Regions from separate parts of the Homo sapiens genome. Here region 1 is linked to region 2. A link is a loop called in an ENCODE intact Hi-C map of the cell type or tissue named here. Cell type or tissue: PC-3. All regions are shown on one strand. Each heading gives the region's core, and the rest is flanking DNA. Links, peaks and the distances in the headings are about the cores only. Region 1 overlaps UST (uronyl 2-sulfotransferase). Region 2 overlaps UST (uronyl 2-sulfotransferase).

What was found. Peaks named below come from ENCODE experiments on the same cell type or tissue, not always from the same donor. Only the 100,000 strongest peaks of a DNase experiment are listed, where the experiment ranks them.
Region 1: it touches region 2 in a loop (2.5-fold over the local background); 3 of 110 quality-filtered maps call a loop at or near these places.

What each region holds. Positions count from the first base shown.
Region 1 is chr6:148,851,480-148,861,806 of GRCh38, reverse strand. The region is part of intron 1 of UST (uronyl 2-sulfotransferase); the gene reads right to left. Among named protein-coding and RNA genes, the nearest start is that of UST-AS1, 110 kb to the left of the region's middle. In PC-3, for the core only: no CTCF peak of the experiment used is centred there; DNase peaks (open chromatin) are centred at 3,806 and 5,356; H3K27ac peaks cover 867 bases.
Region 2 is chr6:148,942,446-148,952,772 of GRCh38, reverse strand. All of the region lies in intron 3 of UST (uronyl 2-sulfotransferase), which reads right to left. Among named protein-coding and RNA genes, the nearest start is that of UST-AS1, 17 kb to the left of the region's middle. In PC-3, for the core only: CTCF peaks have their summits at 4,486 and 4,688 (motif pointing right); a DNase peak (open chromatin) is centred at 4,692.

The sequences.
Region 1 (10,327 bases), core at 1,196-9,195, 91 kb after region 2:
ACCGCTCAACTACATGGAAACTGAATGACCTGCTCCTGAATGACTACTGGGTACATAATGAAATGAAGGCAGAAATAAAGATGCTCCCTGAAACCAATGAGAGCAAAGACACAACATACCAGAATCTCTGGGACACATTTAAAGCAGTGTGTAGAGGGAAATTTGTAGCACTAAATGCCCACAAGAGAAAGCAGGAAAGATCTAAAATTGACACCCTAATATCACAATTAAAAGAACTAGAGAAGCAAGAGCAAACACATTCAAAACCTAGCAGAAGGCAAGAAATAACTAAGATCAGAACAGAACCGAAGGAGACAGAGACACAAAAAAACCTTAAAAAAATCAATGAATCCAGGAGCTGGTTTTTTGAAAAGATCAACAAAATTGATAGACCGCTAGCAAGACTAATAAAGAAGAAAAGAGAGAAGAATCAAATAGACACAATAAAAAATGATAAAGGGGATATCATCACCGATCCCACAGAAATACAAACTACCATCAGAGAATACTATAAACACCTCTACGCAAATAAACTAGAAAATCTAGAAGAAATGGATAAATTCCTGGACACATACACCCTCCCCAAGACTAAACCAGGAAGAAGCTGAATCCCTGAATAGACCAATAACAGATTCAGAAATTGAGGCAATAATTAATAGCCTACCAACCAAAAAAAGTCCAGGACCAGACGAATTCACGTCTGAATTCTACCAGAGGTATAGAGAGGAGCTGGTACCATTCCTTCTGAAACTAGTCCAGTCAAGAGAAAAAGAGGGAATCCTCCCTAACTCATTTTATGAGGCCAGCATCATCCTGATACCAAAGCCGGGCAGAGACACAACAAAAACAGAGAATTTTAGACCAATATCCCTGATGAACATCAATGCAAAAATCCTCAATAAAATACTGGCAAACCAAATCCAACAGCACCTCAAAAAGCTTATCCACTATGATCAAGTGGGCTTCATCCCTGGGATGCAAGGCTGGTTCAACATATGCAAATCAATAAACGTAATCCAGCATATAAACAGAACCAATGACAAAAACCATGTGATTATCTCAATAGATGCAGAAAAGGCCTTCGACAAAATTCAACAGCCCTTCATGCTAAAAACTCTCAATAAACTAGGTATTGATGGAACATATCTGAAAATAATAAGAGCTATTTATGACAAACCCACAGCCAGTATCATACTGAATGGGCAAAAACTGGAAGCATTCCCTTTGAAAACTGGCACAAGACAGGGATGCCCTCTCTCACCACTCCTGTTCAACATAGTGTTGGAAGCTCTGGCCAGGGCAATCAGGCAGGAGAAAGAAATAAAGGGTATTCAATTAGGAAAAGAGGAAGTCAAATTGTCCCTGTTTGCAGATGACATGACTGTATATTTAGAAAACCCCATCATCTCAGCCCAAAATCTCCTTAAGCTGATAAGCAACTTCAGCGAAGTCTCAGGATACAAAATCAATGTGCAAAAATCACAAGCATTCCTATACACCAATAACAGACAAACAGAGAGCCAAATCATGAGTGAACTCCCATTCACAATTGCTTCAAAGAGAATAAAATACCTAGGAATCCAACGTACAAGTGATGTGAAGGACATCTTCAAAGAGAACTACAAACCACTGCTCAAAGAAATAAAAGAGGACACAAACAAATGGAAGAACATTCCATGCTCATGGATAGGAAGAATCAATATCGTGAAAATGGCCATACTGCCCAAGGTAATTTGTAGATTCAATGCCATCCCCATTAAGCTACCAATGACTTTCTTCACAGAATTGGAAAAAAACTACTTTAAAGTTCATGTGGAACCAAAAAAGAGCCTGCATTGCCAAGACAATCCTAAGCCAAAAGAACAAAGCTGGAGGCATCATTCTACCTGACTTCAAACTAAATGACAAGGCTACAGTAACCAAAACAGCACGGTACTGGTACCAAAACAGAGATATAGATCAATGGAACAGAACAGAGCCCTCAGAAATAATACCACACATCTACAACCATCTGATCTTTGACAAACCTGACAAAAACCAGCAATGGGGAAAGGATTCCCTATTTAATAAATGGTGCTGGGAAAACTGGCTGGCCATATGTAGAAAGCTGAAACTGGATCCCTTCCTTACACCTTATACAAAAATTAATTCGAGATGGATTAAAGACTTAAATGTTAGACCTAAAACCATAAAAACCCTAGAAGAAAACCTAGGCAATACCATTCAGGACCTAGGCATGGGCAAGGACTTCATGACTAAAACACCAAAAGCAATGGCAACAAAAGCCAAAATTGACAAATGGGATCTAATTAAACTAAAGAGCTTCTGCACAGCAAAAGAAACTACCATCAGAGTGAACAGGCAACCTACAGAATGGGAGAAAATTTTTACAATCTACCCATCTGACAAAGGGCTAATATCCAGAATCTACAAAGAACTCAAACAAATTTCCAAGAAAAAAATCAAACAACCCCATCAAAAAGTGGGCAAAGGATATGAACAGACACTTCTCAAAAGAAGACATTTATGCAGCCAACAGACACATGAAAATATCCTCATCATCACTGGCCATCAGAGAAATGCAAATCAAAACCACAATGAGATACCATCTCACACCAGTTAGAATGGTAAAAAGTCAGGAAACAACAGGTGCTGAAGAGGATGTGGAGAAATAGGAACACTTTTACACTGTTGGTAGGACTGTAAACTAGTTCAACCATTGTGGAAGACAGTGTGGAGATTCCTCAAGGATCTAGAACTAGAAATACCATTTGACCAAGCCATCCCATTACTGGGTATATACCCAAAGGATTATAAATCATGCTGCTATAAAGACACATGCACACGTATGTTTATTGCGGCACTATTCACAACAGCAAAGACTTGGAACCAACCCAAATGTCCATCAATGATAGGCTGGATTAAAAAAATGTGGCACATATACACCATGGAATACTATGCAGCCATAAAAAAAGGATGAGTTCACGTCCTTTGTAGAGACATGGATGAAGCTGGAAACGATCATTCTGAGCAAACTGTTGCAAGGACAGAAAACCAAACACCACATGTTCTCACTCATAGGTGGGAACTGAACAATGAGAACACATGGACACAGGGTGGGGAACATCACACGCCCGGGCCTGTTGTGGGGTGGGGCAAGGGGGGAGGGATAGCATTAGGAGATATACCTAATGTAAATGACGAGTTAATGGGTGCAGCGCACCAATATAGCACATGAATACATATGTAACAAACCTGCACATTGTGCACATGTACCCTAGAACTTAAAGTATAATTAAAAAAAAAAAAAGAAAGATGCAAATGTTGTTCCTGGGTATGTCTGTGAGGGTGTTGCCATTTGAGTCAGTGGACTGGAGAGGCAGACCCACCCTCTATCTGGGTGGGCACCATCAAATCAGCTTTCTCCATCTTTCTCCCATGCTGAATACTTCCTGCCCTCGAACATCAGACCCAAGTTCTTCAGCTTTTGGACTCTTGTTACATCAGTGATTTTCCAGGGGCTCTCAGGCCTTTGGCCACAGACTGAAGGCTGTACTGTAGGCTTCCTTACTTCTGAGGTTTTGGGACTTGGATTGGCTTCCCTGTTCCTCAGCTTGCAGATGGCCTGCTGTGGCACTTCACCTTGTGATCGTGTGAGTCAATACTCCTTAATAAACTCCCTTCATATATACATCTAGCCTATTAGTTCTGTGCCTCTACAGAACACTGACTAATAAAAAATGCTTTCACAGTCTTAGAAGGCATTGTGTATGTTTGCATTACACAATATATTCTATAATGTTGCTACAAGTAAACATACTCTTTGCATTCAACACATACTTGGGTTTTTTTTCATTTTCGCCCAAGTGTTGTTTTTTGCCTAATGAAGATTCCTATTCACTGACAGGAGAAACCACTATCCTGTGGTTTCTCAACCACTAGCCACCCAGACCTGGATCAGACAGAAAAAATAAACAGAGGTGGAGAAGCACTTGCTATGCTTCTTCCTCCTCAAACATCTGGGAATTTTTTTTTTTTTTTTTTGAGATGGAGACTCACTCTGTCTCCCAGGCTGGAGTGCAGTGGCATGATCTCAGCTCACTGCAACATCTGCCTCACATCTGGGAAATTTCATAAGGGGTAAGAGCACTTCAAGACCACCTGGAATCTTCACCATGAATAAGCTCTACAATATCGGTCAAGCCACTCAGCTTTTCTGAGTCTCTTTTCCTCATATGCAGAATTGGAGTTAAGATGACTATAACCGAGTATCTAATGTCATGGTGCAAATACAGTCTGTGCTCTAAGTTCTGCCCTTGGTAAGTTAGATATACTTACCCAGTTGTGTTAATTGACTGTGCATTCACGGGAAGGAGTAGATACAATGTTGGCAGAACTTACGGTGGGCGTAATACATTCGCTGTGCCTTAAAGGATGGCTATGACTCAACTCAGTTGTGATAAAAGGAATATACATTTACAGTGGGAAACCGTATAGTCATGAGAATGACAGGCAGAATCAGCTTGGTGTGTATGTGTGTGCTTAGGGGGCTCTGACCGTGAGAGTAGCTGTGGCTCTCCTTAGAGCATCCCTACAATTTGTTGCAGAGCTTGTGGTGAAAATTCACAGTTGAAGCCAAGTTCTGTTCACTGAATGTGTTTAACAATTTCAAGATGTTGTTAATTGACTTCCTCATAAAAATGATGAAAAGCCCAAAAAATTCTAAGATGACATACTACTACACCTACATTCATTCCCTCCTTTAAATTATATATAATAGGCATATAGTTTATATATTATGTATATATAAGTAATATATGTAATAATATATGTAATTTATTATATAATGTAATATATATATCACAAAGCTCTCATTGCCAGTATTAAGTAATTCAGCTATAATAAATTATTTATTCTAAAATGTTATCTCTGATTTTCCTCCTCAAAAAAGGAGGAAAAAAGAGAAAGTCAGGGATTCAACCACAGTAACAGTTTAGATCCCAATTCTCCATAAGCTTTGGTATGAAGACCAACCTGAAATGTAACTTAGGGCAAGTTTACACCTGTCATTTTTCTATTCTAGTCAGTTCAAAGGCAGCCTTCCTGACCAAGGCAAATAACTCACGCATAAACACGTGATTTACCCAGATCATCTCTGACATCCCACAAGAGATTATGTGGGAAAGCCCGCCCCGCAACCCTAGTCCCATCTCTTCAAGAGGTAGCTACCGCCTAGTCACTGGCCTTTATTGACTAAGGGAAAAGCCCCCATGCAGGACATGCTAGGTTGGTGGCACCTCTGCCCATACACTATCACCTGTGGCTGTCTCCGATGAATAGGACTTAGTAGATGCGTACTTTGATATATAACATTTTATTGCACTACGTTATGCTGATGGATGTGGCTCTGGTTTTATTTGTTTAGCATGAATCATCTTTGTGAACGTTTCCCCTATTTACCTTACATAATATTAATCAAAACATATTTTTCGGCTGGCCACAGTGGCTCACTCCTGTAATCCCAGCACTTTGGGAGGCCGAGGCAGGTGGATCACGAGGTCAGGAGTTCAAGGCCAGCCTGGTCAAGATGGTGAAACCCCATCTCTACTAAAAACTACAAAAATTAGCCGGGTATGGTGACACGCACCTGTAATCCCAGCTACTTGGGAGGCTGAGGTGGGAGAATCGCTTGAACCCAGGAGGTGGAGGTTGTAGTGAGCCAAGATCGCGTTACTGCACTCCAGCCTGGGTGACAGAGTGAAACTCCGTCTCAAAACGAAACAAAACAAAACAAAACCCCATATTTTTCAGCTGTAAGCAATTTGACTAGGTTGTAAAAAGTTAGAATTGATCACCAACATACAAAGGAGGAAATGTGTCATCTATCAATTGACTTTTTTGTCAGGTCCAGGTGCTGCCCTAGTTCCTGCCAGCTCAAGTGTGTATAATTTACACAACACAAACTGTATTGCCCAGCATCTGCAGTGGTACCCGTGGCCAACTCCAGGATACATGTCTTGCTCAGCTTTCTAGTGAATCTCATCGTAAGGGTCTCCTTTTTCTCCCGAAGTATTAATATTATGAACATTAGTGAGCAAAACTCAGGTGAAAAAATGCAGATTTCTACCTGTGTGCAAGTGCATGGAAAGATGAAACTGCCTTCTGCCAAAACCACTTCCAGAAACTCATCCCCACCTTCCTTGGATCCTTTTTTACTCTGATTGGAAACTACCATTTAATTTTCTTAGTTATCTGGCTTTCAGCCTCCAAATAAGTCCTCCCTGGGAACAGTGACCTTCCCAGCAGAGAGCTTGTTCCTTCTCTCCCGTCTGTTCCCACTGGCCTTCCTCACCTGGCTTTCACCAGAAGTGGGTATTTCTTTACCTAAGACAGCCCACTACCTGCTTTCTGTGAGTGAATCCTCCCCTGGTGAGAAAGGGCAGTGATCTGAGAACAAAAGGAAATTGTTAGAGCACTATGAGAGGAGATAACAAATCCCCGGCGAGGCAAGTAGGCTGCAAAGCAATGACTGTTTGAAGCACACTGGGTAAAAACCAGGAAAGACCCTGATACGGTTTGGCTGTGTCCCCATCAAATCTCATCTTGAATAGTAACTCCCACAGGTCCCACGTGTCAAGGGAGAGAGACCCAGTGGGAGGTAAATGAATCATGGGGGCGGGTCTTTCTCGTGCTGTTCTCGTGATAGTGAATACGTCTCGCGAGATCTGATGGTTTTAAAAAGCCTGTACAAGCTCTCTCTCTTTGCTTGCTGGCATCCACTTAAGACGTGACTTGATCCTCCTTGCCTTCCACCATAATTGTGAGGCCTCCCCAGCCACGTGGAACCCGACGTCCATTAAACCTCTTTCTTTTGTAAATTGCCCCGTCTCGGGTATGTCTTTATCAGTAGTGTGAAAATGGACTAACACAGACCCCTAGCGAATAATTAACATCGGAATAATTAATATCCACTACAATGCAAAAATATTTCAGCAACAGAGGCTTCTAAAATGTTTTCCTACCTTTAATTTCTACCCTCTTGACCCAAGTTTTGTGTATTACACCATGATCTCACCCCATCCATATGTGAACTTCAATTCATCAGGAAATAGAAGCTCAGCCCTCCCCCAGCTATCCTTGCTCCTTCCCCCACCTGATATTTTTATTCCAAGGCAATACTTTCTAGAGTTTTCCAACACTGACTTCTACCAAAGCATGGTAATATTAAAATTAAGATTTGTTCCATAATGAATCACCTTTTCCTAAAATGAAAAACTAGGACTGTGTTTCTGTAGACAGTATACTGTAATGCTGAGAATGTAAGTAAATATGAAGAAAAGCACATTTAGACAAAATTAAATTTTCAGTTCTATAAAAGGAGAAGACAAAGAGTAGTTAAGATCTTCTGTGGGGAAAACAGAATAGCCTTTCCGGAAGTATGTAATTTATCATCTTGAAATAGATTGGGCAAGTTCCAACACAGCCACACATTCAGAATCATGTCCACATTCTGTGTGCTCACAATGAACAAGTCCACGCCCCAATTCCAAGATCCTACAGCGTGGGCTCAGCGGTACAGGGACAGGTGTGCAGCTCCAGGACAGACGGTAGCAGAGGAGCTGTATTTGGCAATGCTCACTGCAATGTTTCTAAGTCATATTTTTATAGCTGAATCAAAGTGATTTTATTCTGAAGACCCACAGGCTTGCTTTTTTATTTAAAAAAACCTTTTTGTTTGTTTTTCTGTCAACTACCCGACACTAGCTATCAGACTTCATCATGTGTGATATCTGTTAGGGAAGAAAGAAAGAACTTTGTTATATGATGCAAAAGGTTGCACATTTTTGTCCTTATGTATCTGGAGGACTGGAAATCTAAAATATCACCCCAGTATTTTGGGTATGCAGGGGGTAGGGAAGTGGCTCTGGGAGCAGAAAGTGTTACTTGGAGTACAGGAGTCCCCTGTTGAAGAACAAATGGCTTTAAGAAAAACAAACAACCCCATTAAAAAGTGGACAAAGGACATGAACAGACACTTCTCAAAAGAAGACATACATGCGGCCAACCAAACATATGAAAAAAAGTTCAACATCACTGATCATTAGAGAAATACAAATCAAAACCACAATAAGATACCATCTCATATCAGTCAGAATCATGATTATTAAAAACTCAAGAAAGAACAGATGCCGGTGAGGTTGCAGAGAAACAGGAACGCTTTTACACTGTTGGTGGGAATGTAAATTAGTTCAACCATTGTGGAAGACGGTGTGACAATTCCTCAGAGACCTAGAACCAGAAATACCATTTGACCCAGCGATCCCTTTACTGGGTATACACCCAAAGGAATATAAGTCATTCTATTATAAAGATATCTGTATATGTATATTCATGGCAGCACTATTCACAATAGCAAAGACATGGAATCAACCCAAATGCCCATCAATGACAGACGACAGACTGGATAAAGAAAATGTGGTACATATACACCATGGAATACTATGCAGCCATAAAAAGGAACAAGATCATGTCCTTTGCAGGGACATGGATGAAGCTGGAAGCCATTATCCTCAGCAAAGTAACACAGGCACAGAAAACCAAACACCACATGTTCTCACTTATAAGTGGAGCTGAACAGTGAGAACACGTGGACACAGGGAGGGGAATACACACACAGGGGCCTGTTGGGGGAGGGAGGGAGAGCATCAGGAAAAATAGCTGATGCATGTGGGGCTTAATACCTACGTGATGGGTTGATAGGTGCAGCAAACCACCACGGCACACGTTTACCTATGTAACAAACCTGTATGTCCTGCACATGTACCCCAGAATTTTAAAAGAAAAGAAAAGAAGACAAGTGTCCTCATTCATTCAACAGGTATTTACTAAAGTCATGTGACAGGCACTGTCCTCGGTGCTGGGCATAACACATGGGGGTTGGGGGGTTCTGACCCTCACAGACCTTACAAGTCTGGGGAGGTTTGGAGATAGGAAAGCAGTGGGCAGCTAGGGAAGCCCAGTGGAGGAATAACCAACTCAGGCTCAGGGCGGTCAGCAAAGGATTCCCGGGGAAGATGCTACCTGAGCTTCAATAAAAAAGATAAATAGGAATTAAGTGATAAAGGTGGGGATTGGCAAGAGAGAAAGACATTCCAGGCCAAGTGAACAGTTCACTAGGCAGCTCCTACCCTACATGCCCTCAAAGCAATCTCCTATGCTCCAGATCTCTGAGGATTATGATATTTCTCCATACAAATGGATAAAGTAAAAACAGACTTGGCTTACATGGTAAGAGACTGTAATATATATTTCAGTAAAATCTCCAGATTGAAAATCAGTAAGTCTGAGAACAGGAGCCTCAATGGAACATGAACAGGCCTAGGCTCTTTTCCTGAACTATAATCGTTTAAACACACATCCAGATCCAGGGCACGCAGCACGGGCCTTGGCAGCAGGAGGGCAAATAAGAGATTAGCATTTAGCCAAACGCAACATATGTTTCGGATAGATTCAGTGTAATTTGTCTATTTACAGTGACTGTCTTTTTCCCAGAGGAAAAATCAGTGGGCTCTGTCCATGTTTGTTTCTAAACATTTTAAACACAAAATGTTCCCGACTCTGCTTTGCTTGAGGTCCTTTCTTAATGACAACACTGGCATCAGTCACAGATTCACAACCATGGGTGCAGGTAAAAACGCCTTTTCTGGACAGAGATGAAAGAGCATGATTGCTGGTTTGCTTAATCCCTTTTGCTGCTAATTAAATCAGTACCCAGACATCATCCTCGGATTCCTTGCATCTGGTTTGAACAAAGGTAAGAAGTCATGGTTTGAAACCTTTCCCAGCCACATGCAGTGTGGGCCTCACTCACTCGGCCTCATCAGGGGCAGCCCCTCAGTTGGCAGCCACCGTAAACATGCAGTCAACACCAGCCACTTCTGTTTCGGCACTTGCCCTCTAAGTTGTCGGAGCAGTGAGCTGGAGGGCTCCCCTCGGCTTTAGTGACTCCCTCGTCCCAATGTACACATAAAGTCTGCAAAGGTTCAGGAAAAATTGCACGAACCCAGATGTTCTGATCATTCTATTCCCAGCCGTCACCTCACCACAGGAAAGCCCAGTCACAACATTCTTCTTATTTCTATGGGCTAAAATGGTGATTTACACCAGCATTGATTGACCATAAAGGTCGCCTGGCTGAGCAGAAAAGTTTGCCAACAGTCTGCTTAGCATAGTTAAATTCTCAAACAGTTGTATCTGTATGCATAGAGATATACATTATATGTATATATGCATAGAGATTTGCATGAAAAGGTATTTAAAATGCTAA
Region 2 (10,327 bases), core at 1,144-9,143:
ACATTTCATGTTTTATGAAATAGTTCAAGTTGAAAAACTGGAAACAAAACCAGTCATTCACATGTGAACCGCAGTAGCAACAAGAACAATAAAATAAGAGTCTGGAACTCCAGGTTTGTCTCAAACATGACAGAAAGCCCAAGTCTGCCTTGTTCCTTCATGTCTAACACAGGGGCTGACACATATATAAGTGCTCGATAAATATTTGTTCAATGAATTAACTCCAACTAGTACACGCTTTATAGATTATTACACTAGGATCTCAGTGTATAAACCTTGTAATTAGATATTCAAGCTCACAACGATTGAAGGAATGAAATTGAATTTTAAAGGTAAATGACTCGCAGTTCATAAACCCTGTGCTTCTGTTAGTCAGTGGCAGGTATGAGTGAATAATGGTCTGTCTGTCCTCAAACCTCAGTATAAAAGGAAATTGAATCCTGCCTCTTTATCTACTGTTTATCCTCGACACACCACCTGCAAGTGCTTGTTTTTGGTAGTAAAACTTCCTGCGTGGTCACGTTGTTCATTTTGATTTTTGATGCATTTACTAATGGAATTACTGGTTTGGAGACATAACCATAGGTAATTTATCTCTGAGGGTGCCTGCTTGGAAAAATAACTCTTGACTGTGTGTATGTTTAATGTAAAGACCATTAACACTTTTATCTCTAGGTTATTTTATTCAGATATTTCTCTGCACACAGAAGAGTCATACAAGAAAGCCCCCTAGTACTGTACAAGAAAACTGGAAGAACAGGTCAGAAGGAAAAACGTTTCTTTCACATATTCCACATTAAATTATATTCTCTAAACACATGTCAATGTGTTAAATTTAATGGAAGAATAGTAGTAGTTAGATTTTGAGAACAGTGTCATAATAGTCATAAAGCTGTCTATTTCAGGAGGAAAAAAATGGATTAGCAGTGACAATGTATAACTCTTTCTAGACGTTATCTTTAAACATAGAATCAAGGTACTAATGCTCGTGTTTATTGTATTAGCACAGTGAAGGCAGAGGGTACATTTCAGCTCTCAGCCGGTTTGATCTTCACAAATTCTAAGACTTTCCTTGTTTTTGGCGACAAGCAGTCATATTCTGAACTCGTTGCTGCCATTGCTTGAGGTCTCTTGCCTGGTCCTCCCCCCATGGCCAGCAGCCTGCCTGTTCCTTCACCTAAATCTTATTTGCAGGAGAGGCATCAGGGGGTGACAATGGCACCACCTAAAATCACCAACGAGCCACCTCTCCTCTCCCTGGCTCATGCGGGACCACTCCTGGCCTTTAGTCTGATTCCATGGCATAAATTCACTCATCATTCATTGAGTACTTATTAGGCACTGGAGATAAAAACACGAATAAGATGGGTGGGAAGACACATGAAGAAGACAGTGGAATATGTCCTAATGGTGCCCTCAAACTCCACCATGGCCACAAACACACTTAATCCTCACCCATCTTTACTCTTTATCCAGCCTCATCCATCTCTGGACAGTCTGGTTCAGGTTACTGGTGCTCGGCATATTCCCACCTTTGATCCAGCTCTTTCCCGGACTCCCATAATTCAATGGTGTGTTGAGCCATGTGAATTCCACCTGTGCTATTTCCCTCAACTGGCTCTCAGGACCACACATGCTGTGGCCAGCCAAATGAGAGCCCTCCTTGTTCCTTCCTCACACTAAAGCCTGACCAAGTCCAAGCTCCAGTTTAAGTTCCCTCTTTCAGAATGTTCTTCTGCTACTCCTTGTGTGTCTAAATACTAACCACTCTTCACCTCTGGCTAAAATATCTACCCCTCCAAGTAGCCTTTCTGGATAGCCCTTTTCATTCAACATCCTTTGATCTCCCCTCTGTATCAGGCAATGTTGCTCAGGGTTATGGCTATAGAGATGATGGATTTGGTTCTTGCTGTTAGGAAGCTGTCAGAGTCTTGTGGGTGAGGTGGACTAAGAGGCAGGTACAATCATGTGATAACCACCATGAGGTAGATGGTAGATAAGTGAAGCACCTCTCTCTACATTCAGATGGAGAGGTAATGCTTCCCCAGGGAGGTTTCCCTCAGTAGTCTGGAAGGGCCTAGAGGAGTTAGCCAGGAAAGAAAGGGATTCATGGCATTGCAAATAATGAAGAGCAGATACAAAAGGCAGAACATAAAATGATACGGCACCAAGGAACTGCAGGAGTTCAGTGTGCCAGAGGTGTTCAGTGATCCGAGATGGGATCAGCAAAGTAGCAGGTGAGACTAGAGAATCAGGTAAGAGTCAGGTAATGGAGGGCACTGCAGATCACAGCAGGAATTCTGACATTTATTCTGTGGGTGATCAACAGCCAGAAAAAATTCTTTTTTCCAGATCTGAGGACAGGGTGGAGAATGTGAAGAAGGGTAAGGATTAGATACAGAAGCACAGCCAGGAAGACTGGGCAATAATCCCAACAGCAAATGACAATGGCATGAACTGAGGTCGTGGTTTTCAGTGTGGTCCCCAGACCTGCAGCATCAGCATCACCCGAGACTTGTTAGAAATGCAAATTCTCAGGATCCGCCCCAGGCCTTCTGAATTAGAAGGAACTCTGGGGGAAGGGGTGCCAGCAGTCTGTGTTTTGCCAAGCCTTCCAAGGGATGCTAAGGCACAAAAGTGTGAGAACCACTGAAATAAGTCAATGTAAGTAAGACAGAAGGGGAGGTTCCGGGAGGGTTAAGGAGGTGACTACCTGCCAATGGAAGGGAGGCAGGGCAAGTGGCCAAGAGAGCTTCCTTCCCAGATTCCTGGCTAGGACAACCAAATACGTGATGGTATCCATTCATGGAGATGGGCAATGCTGGGGGAGGAAAAGATTTGGCTGCAGATAAGGGGGGAAATGGGCTTGGTTTTGAACATGACCTTCCATAGCAGTGCATCTGAAAATTCTTCAGGACATGCACTTTCTACATTACATTGTAGTTGAGTTTGTGCACGAGTCTGAGCTGAAATGTAAATTCTGTGAGGGTTGGGGGCAGGCTTTATCCCCTAGAAAGCCTACTCAAGGTACTTGGACAGAACATACACCCCACAAATATTTATGAAATGAAGCTATCATCTTTAGAAATCCTTTTTGGAGTCAAGAAATGTATAGTTAACTGAAGACAGAATTATCTAGCACTCAGGCTATGAATTTAGCCTTTCTGAGACAGACCCATATGTTCATTATCCTGGTGTCACATGGGGCAAACAGTCTTACCATTATAACATCCAGGACATAACACCATCAAACAGACTCCCATTTTCTGAGTGCACCAAGGTGCTCTTTATACATATGGTGTCATTTAATCCTCACAAGAACCCCATGAATAAGTAATATTATTATTATTATTATTATTATTATTATTATTATTATTTTGAGACAAAGTCTCTGCTGCCCAGGCTGGAGTGCAGTGGACAAGAAACCCACGGATAAGTATTATTATTATTATTATTATTATTATTATTATTATTATTATTTTGAGACGAAGTCTCACTCTGCTGCCCAGGCTGGAGTGCAGTGGCGCAATCTTGGCTCACTGCAACCTCCCCCTCCCAGGTTCAAGCGATTCTCCTGCCCCAGCCTCCCCAGTAGCTGGGATTATAGGCGCCTGCCACCACGCCCAGCTAATTTTTGTATTTTTAGTAGAGACAGGGTTTCACCATGTTGGTCAGGCTGGTCTTGAACTCCTGACCTCAGGTGATCCACCCGCCTTGGCCTGCCAAAGTGCTAGGATTACAGGTGTGAGCCACCGTGCCCAGCCATGGATAAGTATTATTATCCCTACTGTAGAGGTTAAGAAACTGAGGCACAAAAGGCTGCATTGGTTGCTTAAAGCCTTATCCACACAAGAGGTAAAGCCAGGATTGAAATCCAAGTCTTTCCAAACCCTAAATCCTGTTTTTTATTTACTGGCTGCAATCTATTCACCATTCCCACCGAGATTTGATCTATACATAACCTTTCAAAATGGAAGGAACAGATTGGTTAGCACAAAAGTCTGGAGAACAAAGAAGGTTTATGGAATATAAATTTTCTTCTTTTCTTGTGATGTGCTGAAAATTTGAAAGAAAGTTCTAACAGATGGAAAAGCATTATGAAATAATACAAAAATAAAAGCTTTAAAATGCCAGAGATAATACTTTTTAAAAGTTCTAGGTGGGAAAACTGAGTATATATCCTAACAAGAACAGAAAATTAATTTTAAATACTAAAAAAGATAACTATGTAATGAAAGATACCTAAAAGAAAAAAATCAGATCACAGCATATCAGTAAGTAATTCCTAATCTTTTGCTTTCAACCTGACTGGCTGGGATGGTGCAGCAGAAAACCTTTACCTGCAGTTCTACCAACACAGTCAGACTTTGCTCCTGACTTCTTGGCAAATATTTGTCAGCAGAGGCGGTATCTAACCCTACGTGGTTCATAAGTGAATTCTGTGTCACTCATGAACACCTAGACGTCTTACAATTTTGCAAAGCATTTTACAGAAAGGACATGTTTTTAACATATCAAAGCAAAATAAGGAGTAGCTCACAGGAAGAGCCTTGGCCCTTGAACCTCAGAGCCTGGGAAGATGGCTGGAGGCTCCGGTGACCCTTCCCTCTTCCCACAGTATGGGGTAGCCCTTGTAAGCAGGAGGCAGGATGGCCTGCGGGAAGCAGTCAGCGCAACACACGCCTGCAATGAAGAAGAAGTCCACCAGGGGGAGCAATGACATGATCAAGGCAAAGAGCCTGGGTCTCAATTACAGAGAAAATCTCATGGCTGCAACTGGAAGGAAAGGAAAAACTTATTTTATTTTTGCAGGCCTTGCTGCTTCTTCCTTGTTTTTCTTTTTTTTTTTTCCACCAAGTTTCTATTAGCGGACTCAGTTTCTGTGTGTAGGGCTCCAAGACTAGACGTCTGCAGGGCTGTGTGAACTAATCCCTGTGGCATGGAAAGGGACCAGGCTCCTCTCTTTGGTTTGACTCTAAGGTCCAGTTGGAGCACTCTCATGCCTGTGGACACTGTCCCCACTCCTATAAAGTCGGGAAGTTCTGACGGTCATTCTAAGCGAGGCTTTTCCAAAACATGTCAAGCCAGAGAAAGGTTCCTGGGATAAAGAGAGAGGCTCATGAGGAGACAACACTTCATAAATCTTCAGGGACGCATGGAGTCTTCAGGGGTTTGAGAGAGTCTCAGGTGACAGCGGGATTTTCCTAGCGTAGTAAAGGATTCACTTCAATAAAAGGAAAACTTTCTAATAATCAGAGGCTTTTGTGAAATCATTCCTTGCTAGGGCTGTGCGTGAGGACCTCTTCGGGAGTTTTTCCCCTGCAAAATACAAATAACTTTGGCTCTGCCTTTACAAGTTTAGCTCTGTATTTTGCAGTGGGACCTGAATACACATATTGTGAGAACGCTCCCCAGCAGATTTTGGTGCCTATCGTGATTAAGAACAATTTTTTATTAACCCATGTATGCCTAGTGTTCCATTATTGGAACGCTAAGCATGTGGGAGTTATTTACATCCTACTGCTCAAGGTCATTGCCAAGGTCTGATTGCAAAAATTTAAAAAAATTGCTACCTCAGGCATAAATGGAATAGCTTCCCACTGTCTACAGAAGAAAGTTCCAACTCCGAAGCCCAGCATTTAAAGTTCGGGATTTGACCCCCGTTTGCTTTCAAGTCTTATTCTCCCACATTATTCTTAATTTACACTATATTTTAATCAGATTCCTGTACACACTTATTCCTCCTTCTAACATGGGGCAATAATGCTTTCCTAACAATGTTGCCTCGAGGATTAGAAATAGGGTGCACTAATATCTAGTGGGCTGTCTGGGGTTTAATACGCACATTAATACTAGGTTCTCAATAAATATTCATCAAAGTGAATGAACAAAAAACAGAGAAATCTGCTGTAAAAATGAATGAGTGCACCTTTTTTTTTTTTTTTTTTTTTTTTTTTTTGGGATGGAGTCTCGCTCTGTCGCCCAGGCTAGAGTGCAGTGGCGCAATCTCGGCTCACTGCAAGCTCCACCTCCCAGGTTCAGGCCATTATCCTGCCTCAGCCTCCCAAGTAGTTGGGACTACAGGCACCCGCCACCACGCCCGGCTAATTTTTTGTATTTTGTTTAGTAGAGACAGGGTTTCACCATGTTAGCCAGGATGGTCTTGATCTCCTGACCTCGTGATCCGCCCGCCTCAGCCTCCCAAAGTGCTGAGATTACAGGTATGAGCCACCGCACCCGGCCTTTTTTTTTTTTTTTTTTTGAGATGGAGTCTTGCTCTGTCGCCCAGGCTGGAGTGCAGTCGTGCAACTTCGGCTCACTGCAACCTCTGCCTCCTGGGTTCAAGTGATTCTCTTCCCTCAGCCTCCTGAGTAGCTGGGATTACAGGCGTGCACCACCACGCCCATCTAATTTTTGTGTTTTTAGTAGAGACAGGGTTTCACCATGTTGGCCAGGCTGGTCTCGAACTCCTGACCTCAGGTGATCCACCGCCTCGGCCTCCCAGAGTGCTGGGATTACAGGCGTGAGCCACCATGCCTGGCCCACCTTCTTGATTAAACAGAGGCCCGATTAACCATGCCTTAGGGATCCCTGTAGCCTGTAGACTTTTACAAACTTAACATGATTTTTTTAGGTGAGTTGGGTTTTTTCCCCCTAAGTCTCACTGCTTTCTAGCCACCATTCAGACTTGAAACTTGCAGGGGGCAAGAGCAACAGGAGAGGGAAATTTAAAATATTGTAAGGAAATAGTGTTTTGATAAGGAAGCTAAAGCTATCTAGGGCACATGGGCATAGGATCTCTCTCTCCTCCACCCTTTATATAACTCTTCAAGGTTTTAATAATTTGAATAGCTGTTGGAGGGTCAGAACAGATGTTACGTTTATAGTGATATAGTAGCCTTTACTGTTACAACTGGTGGGAGGATGTGGACTTGCCTAGTATTTCACAGACAATGAACTGGAGTTCTGCAGAATGCAAATGAGTCACAAACACTCATTAAGACTCCCCTGAACAATGAAGACTGCAAAAACGCTAGGTGAAATCCAGTCAAACAGTTTGTTTGCAGTTTTGTTTTTAATTTTCGAAGTCTTCAAAATGCGAATAATCATCGTGAATTGATTCATTCGGGACAAGGCACGCAACATTTACCAAATTTATTGAACCATAATATTTTTTTTCTTTCAATGTCTTAGAGGACTAGGATTCTCAGGAACATACCTAGGGCAATGCTGGTATGATGATTTCGACAGAGCTTCTTAACCCTGGCTGCATCATAAAATCTCTTGTGACACTTCATTAAAGAAAAAGTTTTCTGGGCTCTACCCCAGAATCTCCAGGAGAAGGGCCACTGCAACTCTAGGTTTTAAAAGGCTCTGCTGAGATTCTGCTATCCAGCTAGAGGAGATAAACACTGCATGATGAGAATGGCTTTTGGATTAAGGAAGGCCTAGGTTCAAGGCCAAGAGCCACTGATAGTCATTACAATGTATTTGGAAAGTTACAATCTGATTGTCTTAGGTGTCTCACCCATAAAACAGGGAATCATACCCACTCAGTAGTATATTTTTAGGTCCAAAAAGTTCAATGAAACAATGAAGAAAAACAATGCAGGTTGTAGGTGCTGTATCCAACACGTAATCCTCAGTTTCAACAGAAATAGAAATAGTAAAATTATGTGCCTTCTCAATATGCTGGTAACTTTTGCTTTTCTTTAAAGAGAATGAAAGTAATTATGGATTCTCATAGTTGTAATACACCTGCAGCACTCTGACCTTTCTTGTATTTAGAGCAATGCTCAGAAAGATGGTGTCACCTCTTAACCAAAGATGGTTATGTGTTTTTTTGGCAATCACATGCCATGTCTTCTGGGGAAAAAAATTCCCTATTTTTCAAAGCTGTATATAATCTCCATTTTTCAAGAGATAATTTAAGCCAGCTTAAGACCTGAAATCTAGTTTTAGGGCATAAATGCAATGATGTCATCACAGGTTTGCATGATGAGCTGTGCGAAAGTCCAACACTTGCCCAGCAGCCATTGCCCATGCTCTGCTGTTGAGGTGATATTTCCCAAAATATGAACTTCAAAGGTATTTCTATTTTTATAAGGACAGATGTAGTGGGATTTTTATAGGCATTCTAACATTTGGTGTCTTCACACTCCCTTTCCTTTTTAATAATCCCTTCAGTGTCTTGTTCCATTTAATAGATTTAAAAAATTTAGCTCTGTGTGTGTGTGTGTGTGTGTGTGTGTGTGTGTGTGTGTATGATCACAACTACCCTCCAGAGAGCAATGCATGTGTGAATTTGACTGTGGCCCAGAGAGGTGCCTTTTTGTATGAATGAAATGGAATAGATAATCTGGTCTTAGAAATGGATAATATTCCAAAGTTCATTTGTAAGTCAGTAGTTTGAAACTTGGAGCACATTTTCTCATAAAAGAAATTCTCTACACGGTGGATAAAGTCCCAGGCCAGCCCACAAGAGCCTGTTTAAGTCATACTGCACCTGAAGTGGAATTGTTATTAACTCTAGAGGACAATGATTCTATGGGAACAAATTTTCAGAATTCTACCATTTATAGGTGAGAACAACTGACTACAATTTCCACTAGTCTTCTAAACCATTTCCCCCTTCATTCCTCTAATAAATTACCAAAAAAGGAGCTATTCATACCACAAATTATTTCTTGAATATATATTAAAATAATATTTTTTCTGTTTATGCACGTTGAAACTTTAATAAAAGCAATACAAGGACAAAAAAAGTGTTTCTCTAAATGTTGTTGAACTTCAAACTGGGTTTCTTGTCCTTTTATTTCCTGGCTTCTCTCTCTGCATGCCAGAGCCAGATGGCTGCGGAGAGGTAATAGTTACTGTTATTATGTTTGTTTTCACATTAAAATTATATATTTGTTTTTTCTACCTTATCTTTACCTTTGCCATGCGTTTTTAAAACTGCCTTACAATTTAATAGAAATCTGGAATAATGAAGTTATGAAATATATTCTAGGTCACTTTGACCACAGGAATCAGAAATGTTTCAACTACACAATACACAGATTATGCTAGAAGTTGTACAAATATATCACAGAATCACAGGGCTGGAAAGAATCTTAAAAGACTGTCTAGTCTCTTCTCTGGCTTCCAGACAAGCCAACCATTCCAAACAGATGAGAGCTAGCCTATATTTTAGAAGAGAAGGAAGACTTTGTCTTTAACCCTTTCTGGATCTAACAATCTATACATGGTTAGTAAATTGCTGTTAATTTTTATTCTAAATTATTCCATTCATAGTTACAAGTGTATTTTACTTTTTCATGTTTGCTCCTCATAGGAAACAAACTAGGTTGATCTCTATAAAATCCCAAGGCACATTTAAATACTGTACTTTGTGTTCTTTCTTCTAACAATTCCTGAACATCCCAATGTCTAATCCTTGAGTTACTTTTGTCCTGCTCTCTGCAGGTAGTTTGTTGTCTCTCCTGCAGTGGGAACTAAAATCTAGCAACTGTGTTTTATGAGGCATCTGGGAACTGAGTATGATGATATTATATTTAAGTGTAATCCCATAGATAAGCAGGCCATAAGAGTTAGATTCAAAAGAACACCAAATTTAATAATTATAATAAAATTGCAATAATGTATTTATTTATAATTCCTTTCTTTCAGGCAGTTAAAAAGGCATCACCAGCCTAATCACATTAGCTCTTCAATCAAGTAAGGTAATCAAAGAGAACCTGCCCCTACTGTATGTACAATCTTATACATAAAATGCAATATCCTTAAATGCCACCAAAGATCATTCTTTTCTTTGGAGACCCTAATATGGAACCTACAAGGTATAACCTTAAAATATTTTTTGCTGATTGGTAATGATTCTTTAACTATTCGTGCTGGTAATGGCTATTTAAACTTGATACTGAGTGATTTTTTAATGGAAGTTTGCAAAGGAGTGGGCAATTTGATCTCTGTATTATAAAAGACACAAAACATAGTGGCTTTAGAACAAGTATGGTTGGCTATGTTACTGTCTTAAAACAGTTCTACTTTCCCCCAAGATAAAATGGAAATACGCAATTGGTAAATTAAGAATGAGATTCCCTCTGTTTGTGAGGTTCTGAATGTTTCAAAGCTGGAGATTATGTCCAAAGAAAATGGACATGGATGGAAATTTATTTATTTATTTTTTTATTTACTTATTTATTATTTATTTATTGAGACAAAGTCTCGCTCTGTCTCCAGGCTGGAGTGCAGTGGTGCAATCTTGACTCACTGCAACCTCTGCCTTCTGGGTTCAAGTGATTCTCCTGCCTCCGCCTCCCGAATA